Linked DNA regions of Homo sapiens: region 2 is linked to region 1. A link is an interaction called in ENCODE POLR2A ChIA-PET data of the cell type or tissue named here. Cell type or tissue: Caco-2. All regions are shown on one strand. Region 1 overlaps LINC02532 (long intergenic non-protein coding RNA 2532). Region 2 overlaps RTN4IP1 (reticulon 4 interacting protein 1).

Region 1 (5,000 bases):
TACAGGTGTGAAACACTGCACCTGGCTCAAAACCCTTTTTATAACAAATAATTTCAAATGGTCTCTTAGTTTTTCTGAACTGGAATTCATGAATAATATAGTTAACTTACATATGAACGACATAACTCACTCAAAATCAGTGTAATAAATTCCTTAACTCTGATATAAAGAAGAAATAAAATAAAAGCAATTTATAACAAAAAAAGTCTGAGGTCGGGAGTTCGAGACCAGCCTGACCAACATGGAGAAACCCCATCTCTACTAAAAATACAAAATTAGCCAGGCATGGTGGCACATCCCTGTAATCCCAGCTACTCAGGAGGTTGAGGCAGGAGAATCGCTTGAACCCAGGAGGCAGAGGTTGCAGTGAGCCGAGATCGCACCGTTGCGTTCCAGTCTGGGCAACAAGAGCAAGACTCTGTCTCAAAAAAAAAAAAAAAAAGTGTTTCAACATATAAATGTTCAGGCACATTTACACCAAAAACCACAATGAAGTAGTCAGATACAAAACTGCTATGACTGGGATAGCTACAAATGCAAACTAATAGAGATATATTGTCCCGGAGATTGCACTGGGAGCAGCGTGACTGTGGATAATGTGTGTTTCCAAAGCAGTGACTAAAGGTAAGGTTCTGAACGAAGCAAAGAACGCTTTTCCCTGAATTTTCACAAAAGTTGAGTTCCTAGAAATCTGGTGTGTATTAAAACTGTGCAAACAATACTTTGGGTATAAAAAGGGGGCTGGGTGTGGTGGCTCATGCCTGTAATCCCAGCACTTTGGGAGGCCGAGATGGGTGGATCACTTAAGGTCAGGAGTTTAAGACCAGCCTGGTGACCAACATGGTGAAACTCCATCTCTACTAAAAATATAAAAATTAGCTGGGTATGGTGGCGGGTGCCTGTGATCCCAGCTACTAGGGAGGTTGAGGCAGGCAAATTGTTTGAACTGGGGAGGCGGAGGTTGCAGTGAGCCAAGATCATGCCACTGCACTCCAGCCTGGGTGACAGAGCAGACTCCGTCTCAAAAACAAACAAACAAACAAAAAACTCTGTGTGCAAACAGGAATTAGGTTCCAGGCTCAAATAATTAAAAATAGATTTTTTCACCCACCAGACTGCCTGGCAGCTCTTTAGAAAGTTGTGTGACGTATGAACCAGTTCTTCCCTATATGAGAGTGTACCGTACATCGCAGGCTGTCCAGCATCGACCCCACTGATGGATGCTAGTAGTCCTCCCCGCCAGCACTCAACATTGTGACAGTCAAAAACATCCTCTCTACATTTTCAATGCCCCTGTTGGGGTAGCAGGACTCCCACTGAGAGACCCCAGTAGAGATGGTAAGTGGAGGCAGAGCAGCACCTCTCACACTTCCATGTGCCCTTGAATGCCCCCACGGATCTTGCTAACATGCAGATTTAGGATGTCTGGGGTGGAGCCTGAGAATCTGCATTTCTACCAGCTGTTCTTGGACCCAGGCTGGCGAGATCAGAGGAAGAAGAAATGACCTTGGGTTTAGGTAGCAAAGACTTCACAGAAAAGAAGGGAACATAAACAAGGTTTTGAAGAATACATGGAGGTGGAGCTGATGACATCCCACGAGGTGCAGGCTGCTGGGAGGCAGGCACACTGGACCAGCGGAGAGGGATCCGTACGTAGCAAACTGTGCCCATAGTGAGCAAACAGCCTTGAGCCAACAGCAACAGCACTGCTGGGCACAGAGGGTAAAAATAACAACTCCCTACTGGGGTTGAGTCTGCCAGACCCTGGCAAAGTTCATTTCTTTCAATAAATCCAGCAGCGTCCCCTTTGATAAATACTGTCAAAGCTGGAACATGTGATGCTAACAAAATATGGTTTTAATTTGGGGCCCACTGCGCTCATGGTTAAATACTGCATGTGTGTATACACAAGCAGACTCACAGCGGGCCAAGTTAATATGCCTGGGCTGAGAATGGCTAAACCCATAAGGATTCAGTTATACAGATTTTGCTGCTCTGAAAAGCAACCTAATCACCACCATCAATTCTAATGCTCTAAGACTTGTTAGGAACATGGAAGCTTTTAAAGTTCAGCCATTTGTGCATTTGCATCCAGTGCAGACGCAGGGGCACATTTGTTTTCCTGATATTTTATGCCTACTTTATTGTCATATGTTGTCTGACATTCTGAAGATAACATGCTGTTTTAATCAACAGCTCAACACTGCATTAAAACTTGATGGTCCATAGCTTTGTAGCAAAGGGAGGTGGGGAGGAAATGAGAATCAGAGTTTAGCAACAGACCGAGGCTTGTTCTGGTGGGATTAATTCCTGGGAACACAGAAACTCTCAGAGTTTTTGTTAGTCTGTGTGTGTCAGTTTTGGAACAGCCCAGGGAAAGAAGGAAACTGGCTAAACAAGTTTCAGTCTGGCCTCTGCGGTGGATGCTGCTGGTAACTGGACCTCCAGGCCATCATGAATAATGAAGAAGTCTGCTTCTTCAAGAGTGCAGGTCACAGCAACTGCACCGAGGCAACTGCCCAGCAAACCAAAGATTACAGCACCTGTCCAGTAATCTTATGGGGGAAACAAACAAAGCTGGGGAATGCAGTGAGCAGCAGGTGTCCTCAGGGCGGTAGGAGGGCAGAGAAAGTGAAGAAGCCAGGTGGGTAGTGGGAGTGGGAACCTACCCGAAGTTCCCCAGTGCAGGACGCAGAACAGTTGGCCCTTCCAGAGACCAGCTCCTCAGGAAGGCGAAACTCAGGGAAGGGAGCTGGTTGTTTCATGAAACAAGCAAGGATCAGAATAATTTCCTGAAAGGACTAGAGGTTTATCACATGCGGAATACCAGTATGAAGGGAGCTGCAGGAATTCTTCATTCCAGGAGGCACCTGCCCTGTTGCATTTTGAAATTGGCTAAAAATGTATTTCTATTTTATTATTATTTATTCGTAGTGACAGAAAAAGCCTGAGATCCTGTGAGCAGCGACTTCCCAGTTAGTCACTGGTCAGCTAGAGACTAAGGTAGAAAAGCTTGATGGGAATACTTAAATTTTGCATACCCATGTTTATTTTTTGTGGCAAAAGTGAAGCCTGTTTACTGGAGAAAAATATAAGTCCCTAAACAGTGCAGACATTGTTTAAAAATCAGGGAGAGTCCTCCTAGTCATGAGGGGAAGTCCTTCTTTAGGCTACTCAAAACTTCAAAGTAGAAGGTGCTTAGGAGCAACCAATGAGGATTGAGTGAATTAGGGATTCCCAAGGTATTTTCCACTGGTCTCTAGGGTCCTCTATGTTTTCCCTGGTGTTCCGGAAGGAGAGAGAAAAGGCAATTCTCCCTACCCTAAAAGCTGTTAGTTGGTTTGTAGCCTTGGGGGATGCTGGTCAGATGCTGCCTAAGCCGAGTGAACATTCAGGGCATGGCTGCACTTGGCACTGGCTTCTTTTTTCCTTGGATTGCTTCCTCACTAATGGAAAGGATTGAGAGGAGGGCCTGGCAATTTTATCTGGAAAAATAATTCAGATTTCTAATGGTATAGAGATTATGTACCATTAGAAAGGGCAGGGGAAAGGAGGATTTGTTCCTGCGTATTCATTACGGTGTTGAAATGCTCTAGGGACAAGAGGTCAGTGGGCATTGAACCCAAACCAAATTTAGCAATGGAATAAGCCTCTAATTGGGGCCTGGATTCCACATTAAAAGCTATTCTCCACCTGATACCTTTTAAAGATACCGCTGCAGTGTGTAAATTTCATGGATTTCTCTCATTGCAGGTCCCCAAGCATGCTAACCATGAAGCAGTGATATCGCACAGCACCTGCTTCCAGCAGCCCGGAGCCAAGGGGCAAAATGGAAAGAGTCAGCATTTCTCTTTTAGGTTCTCTGCCTCTCTAGTGTGTAAGCTTTTAACCCCCACTACGCGTCTTCGTTCCATTCTCCTCCAGTACCCATTTTAGTGAGCTTCTGTTGTTTCTGCCCCAGGATATCTCTAACAAAGAACCAAGATATTTATCAGGAGAACTTCTCCCACTCTCCTCTCAGTCCTTGGGGATCTGATGAAATGACACTTCTTGGACTGTGGGGTGGAGCATGTGAGTCACACCTGGGCCAATCATTTTATCCTATTTCGTGACCACATGACCAATTCAGGGATGGGAACATGACCCAGGTGGAACCTATGAGAGGCAGTGAGATCTTTCCAGGTACTTCCAGGAAAGAGGGTCTCACTTTTCCCTCTATAATGTACACCAGAGAAGGTGTGTGGCTGAAGCTGCTACCATCCTCTTGTGGCTACAGGAAGCTGGGATTAATTGTAACAACGCAATTGGCAGATCTGAAAGCTGAGAACAAAAAAGCAAAAAACCTGTGTTCTAATAACACTATATATGAGCCCTAAATCCAGCTATGCCTGGAGCCAGTCTTACTGTGGAATTTTTAACCTAAGCTGGTTGATAAATTATCTTTTCATTTAAGACAAAGTCATGGCAGATTTTTTGCCACTTGTGAGAAGAAGACAGATACACCCAAGAAGCTCCTGTTCTTTCTCATTAACCCATATTAAAACCCACTTTCGGGAAAGGATTCTCCATTCTAAATTATTAATAACTGATAATGCTTCAAAGTCAAAGTATGACTCCTTCAAGAAAGTTTTCAGCTTTCAGGATTTGTTCAGCAAATACTGAGCCCCTTCTGATGCAAATAGACATGGCAGTGTATGCTAGGAGGAGAGTGTAGCCAAGTTTTCCCATCAAACTCGGTATTTCAGTGCCTAATTTTGGCCATTCAGATAAGTTTCAACTTCTAGTAATGGCCAAGTAAATTATATCTAACTAAACCTTCTGCCAAAGACAGTGGTAAATTCTGGACCCAAAACACAATGATAACAACAAAACCTGTTTGAAGGTTCTTGAAACTGGCCAACATGGTTTGGTTCTGCAGACAAAAACTGAAGACATGACCCTTGAAAAAAGGAAATCACATATGGTGAGATACACATTTATCAGGTTTTCCTTCAGCAGCG
Region 2 (5,000 bases), 160 kb after region 1:
TTGGGAGGCCGAGGCGGGCGGATCACGAGGTCAGGAGATCGAGACCATCTTGGCTAACACGGTGAAACCCTGTCTCTACTGAAAATACAAAAAATTAGCTGGGCGCAGTGGCGGGCGCCTGTAGTCCCAGCTACTCAGGAGGCTGAGGCAGGAGAATGGTGTGAACCCGGGAGGCGGAGCTTGCAGTGAGCCGAGATCACGCCACTGCAGTCCAGCCTGGGCGACAGAGCAAGTCTCCGTCTCAAAAAAAAAAAAAAAAAAAAAAATGAAGAAAAGTATACTTACTATTCATTAAGTGGATCATCATAAAGATTTTCATCCTTGTTGTGTTCAAGTTACTAGAAAGAGGAGGAGTAGGAAGAAGAAGGGTTGGTTTTGCTGGTCTCAGAGGTGGCAGAGGCAGGAAATCCACGTATAAGTGGACTTGCACAATTCAAACCCCTGTTGTTCAAGGGTCAGCTGGATTCCTGTGAAGGTAAATGTGCTTAATTGTGTTCATAGGTTTGCAAGTCATTGCTTATTTTTGACTGTTGTCTTCAAATGTAGGTCTCTCACAAACCCAAATCACTCACTCATACTCAAGCTGCCTCTTTGCCATATGTGGCTCTCACAGCCTGGTCTGCTATAAACAAAGTTGGTGGCCTGAATGACAAGAATTGCACAGGAAAACGGTAAGTGTATCAGTCAGTGGCAGCATCTAAACCTCTTTTCTTTCCTTCTGTGAGTTCCTTGCAGTAGATTTGTCAGAGCTTTGAAATTTAGTATCATTTACACGAACAGAGCTGTACTAACATTTGAAAACAATTTCCAAAGCATTCTATTTGTGTCAGTTTGCACTTTCTTAGCTTCATTCTGTGGATTCTCAGCCCAATCACTTGGGAATTTTTTAACTGAGATGTGTGGATGGAATGGACTTTAGGAGTCAGAACCTTCTAAAATAATGCAAAATATTATATGTGATTCTCTAGGAAGAAGATCCATATCTTTTTTTTAATGAAATTCCTAAAAAGGTTAAGAATCATCCCATACAGTTTCTAAAGAATGATGTCAAGGTTAAGATGTTTTTTCCCTACCTCTCCCAGGAGTTATTCTCACACTTGCATATTTCTATAAAGGGACTGCACAACTATTGAATATTCTTAAGTTCTCTCAGTCTCAATGCCTAATATCCATTAGGTCAATTCTGATTCCCCAATGCCTTGAGCGTGTACTCATTTGGGTTAGCAGCAACATGGTGACCAGAAATGTCTCAGATGTACTTGAGTTTATATGTAGATTCTGTTGCTTTCCAGTTGGGTGACCCACTCACTCACTTTTTAATGAGTTTTGTTTTGAAGGTTAAATGAGGTAATGCACATTAAACTGGTGACACAGTTTATGGCACGTGGGAGGCACTCAGTAAATGGTGGCTACTGTTGTTAGCAAGGAGGTTGTGGTGTTCCTTGTATTTTAGAAAGTTGCCATCATAGAGAAAACTGATGATTTTGTTTTTTGTTGAGAAAACTAGATACTAAGAACCGTTTAACAATTGTAAGGAAGGAAGGAGCTGTAGGTCAAACTATAATAAATTAAAATAACCTAGTTTTTTTTATTACTAAGGATTGTGTTGGTAACATAACTGAAGTCTGTGTGATTCTGTTCTATTGTTATGAAACATTGCACTTTACATTTAATGTGTTCGGTGATAGAGCATTAAATTTTATGAAAGTTTAATAGCTGTATTTTTGAAAACTTATGAAAGCTATACATCTAGTGAGGTACTACCCTTCCTTATCTTAGAATTCAAGGTAAATATTTATTCTAAAGGTCAACCCTGTTTACTTTTTAAGCTATTGTGGCTTATCTTTCTTGAAGTTGCCATTTTGGTCAACACTTTGTTTAAATTAAATTAGTTTTGACCACATAGATTTTTCTAATGGTTTCTCTTAGTTAATAACCTTGCAAAAACCTTATTGAAGATTTTTAGACCTGTATTGTAATTGTAGACTCTGCAACAGCATTGGTTTTATTGTTTTGTTTTTTCCTTTAAAAACATTATGTTTTCTATGCCTGCATGACTATATGTGCACTATTGTTAGAGAGCTCTCATTTCTTTTACTGGTTCAGGGCTCTGTGGACTTACTTTTAATATACTGTAAAAAACAATTTAGAAGATAAGAAAAAATTTAAAAATTTAGAGACAAAGATCTGTCTCTTCTTAGAGACATTGGTGTGAGTCCTCAGTTTGTTGTTGGCTTTGTGGGTAATTCTTTGGTACTCTGTTATCTTCTGTTTAAGCAACAATGGCCTGGAACTGGGAAGTTGGAGCCCTGGGTCCTGTTCTGCCATTAACTAACCAGGTGACCACATGCTATATATTTATGGTCTCTTTGTGGTTTCCTCTGAGTTTATGAGTATAGGACAGTGTAGGTTTTGAGGAGAGCTTTGAGAAATGGAAAGTTTTAGACCTTATTAGGTGATGATATCTTGTATTGAGTTGGGTCTGTTTATTGATTTAGCCAATGTTAACCAATCTAGAGTGAAACCCATTGCAAAGAGTCTCAACAATTCACATCATGGACTTCTGCTGCATTCACATGTTGTGATCTGTAGGACACATTTGTCCTGAGTGACTCAGTGAGCACAGTGAGACCTTGCTGTCTTAGTCTGTTCAGGCTATTATCACAAAATACCATAAACTGGTAGCTTAAAAACAAGAGAAATTTATTTCTCACAGTTGTGGAGGCTGGGAAGCCTGAGATCAAGGTGACATCAGGTTTTGTGTCTGGTGAGGACCAACTTTCTGGTTCTTTAACAGTGCTTTCTCGCTTGTCCTCATATTCTGGAAGGGGTGAGGATATCTCTGGGGTCTCTCTCTCTTATAAGAGCACAAATCCCATTCATGAGGGTTCCGCTTGCATGACCTAATCACCCCACCTCCTAATACCATCACCCTGGGGGTTAGGATTTCAACATACGAATTTTGGTGGGACACAAACATTACAAACATTCAGACCATAGCACTTGGTACTTGCTGCTCTCAGAAATTTCGGTTTACTGAAATTACCACACATGGGTTATAATAATGGCCTACCTCTTTTAACTGCTTATTTGTGAGAGTCACATGAGAGATGTGAGCACCTTAAAATACTGTAAAAATACTTTTAATGAAGAAATTCTATAATGAGATTTTATTGTACCTAAACTCAGAAGTTCCAGTGTCCAAAGTGGATTTTCCATTTGACTATTCATTGTGATTGATGGAGCATATTTTGGCTTCAATATGCTAAGCAATAACTGTTCTTTTTCTGTTAGCTATTAGCTATTGGCATTAAGGCATGCCTTAGTCTGCACAAAGCACATCAGTATTTGTTATCAAAGATGAATCATCTTTTTTTTCTAATCAGTTAATTAAAAAAAAACAAAATTAACAATGACAAAAACACCTATCAGCACCTTGGAAGATTTTATAGGATTTCTTTATAACAAACAGCTTATTTGAAATTAGGACAAATCTTTCTAAGGGTTCAATGATGTTTACCTTTTTCCCCCTTTGTTCTGTAGTTACTTTTCTGCAGCAGCTGAGTATCAGTGAACCAAGGAAATAGTTTATTCTTGATGTCATATAATACTGTCATTTTGTCCACACATTGATATCATTAGAAAATGTCAAGTGAGGCCAGGCGCGGCGGCTCATGCCTGTAATCCCAGCACTTTGGGAGGCCGAGGTGGGTGGATCAAGAGGTCAGGAGATCGAGACTATCCTGGCCAACATGGTGAAACCCCGTCGCTACTAAAAATACAAAAATTAGCTGGACGTGTTGGCACACACATGTAGTTCAAGCTACTCGGGAGCCTGAGGCAGGAGGATCATTTGAACCACAGAGTTGGAGGTTGTAGTGAGCTGAGATTGCGCAACGGTACTCCAGCCTGGTGACAGAGCAAGACTCCATCTCAAAACAAAAAAAAAGAAAAAGAAAATGTCAAGTGAAAATTATTTTCTTTTTATCAGCCCATCTATAGTTTCTTCATGATTTGTTCAGTAGGAACACATAGATAACTTAGGGCTCTCAAGATAAGTAGAAATTTTTTTAAAAAGTTGTTACAACCGGATATTTTTTGAATATGTTAAGATTTGATGGTTTTATTTATTGGTAGTGTCATTGGTGCACTTGAATATTTCATGCTCTGCCTGAAATTCATGTCTTGCCGGGAAAGTTGTACTTCATTCTGTTTGACAGAAGTATTAAAAGGTGTTAGGTGTAGTGTTGCGTGCCTGTAGTCCCAGCTACTCGGGAGGCTGAGGCAGGAGGATTGCTTGAACACGGGAGGCGGAGGTTACAGTGAGCTGAGATCATGCCACTGCACTCCATCCTGGGCAACAGAGTTAGGAATTGAACTATTCCTCCTCCACAAAATAAATTTCACTTTTAAATTGTGTATACTTGCAACTCAATGAAGTGAATTTAGGAATACTTTTTTTTTGATATTAGGTTTTATGGCAGTAAAATTTTGTCATGTAAGTGTAAATTAGGTGTCTGATTAATTCTGATATAGAATTATAGAATTAGGCCCAGAGTTAAAAACATTGGGTTTATTCCCTACCGATATGCTTATATTAAAATTAAAATGACAGCCTTCTTCTTTCAAATGCATTCTAAGGCCTTTTCTTCACCCCACCACCACCTGTTTCTTCCCACTCCCCAAGCCCATTACCCTTTTGGACTTTAAGTTTTCATTTGCACCTGACTGGGTTGTATTGTTAGGGGGGTAAGGGGAAGTAGAAAGAAACCCCAGCTGTTTTCTTGCATAAACAAAGTATGGGGTTGAGGAGGCAAGGAGAGTGAGAGTGGAGGCTCTGGCTTGGTCAGTGTGATGGAAATGAATCTTCCTTTGCTTCAGGTCTATTTTCCAGGGAGTCCTGGGTGGGGGGGTGGGGGCTGTGGGCACTTGAAAGAATAGCAGAAACCTCACTCCTGGAAATTTGTGTTTTATACAATAGCTTTCTAAGTGACTAGGTT

Evidence for each region. ChIA-PET counts read pairs that join two places held together with the same protein. Peaks named below come from ENCODE experiments on the same cell type or tissue, not always from the same donor. Only the 100,000 strongest peaks of a DNase experiment are listed, where the experiment ranks them.
Region 2: POLR2A ChIA-PET joins it to region 1 with 6 read pairs; 2 of 35 experiments call an interaction of 5 or more read pairs at or near these places.

The regions. Positions count from the first base shown.
Region 1 is chr6:106,771,115-106,776,114 of GRCh38, reverse strand. The region is part of intron 1 of LINC02532 (long intergenic non-protein coding RNA 2532); the gene reads left to right. Among named protein-coding and RNA genes, the nearest start is that of MIR587, 11 kb to the left of the region's middle. RefSeq lists an enhancer at 1,415-1,915. In Caco-2, no CTCF peak of the experiment used is centred here; a DNase peak (open chromatin) is centred at 2,554.
Region 2 is chr6:106,614,873-106,619,872 of GRCh38, reverse strand. RTN4IP1 (reticulon 4 interacting protein 1) reads left to right here. Exons shown (of 9, transcript NM_032730.5): 4 at 547-671. Among named protein-coding and RNA genes, the nearest start is that of RTN4IP1, 12 kb to the left of the region's middle. RefSeq lists an enhancer at 4,933-5,000. In Caco-2, no CTCF peak of the experiment used is centred here; no DNase peak of the experiment used is centred here.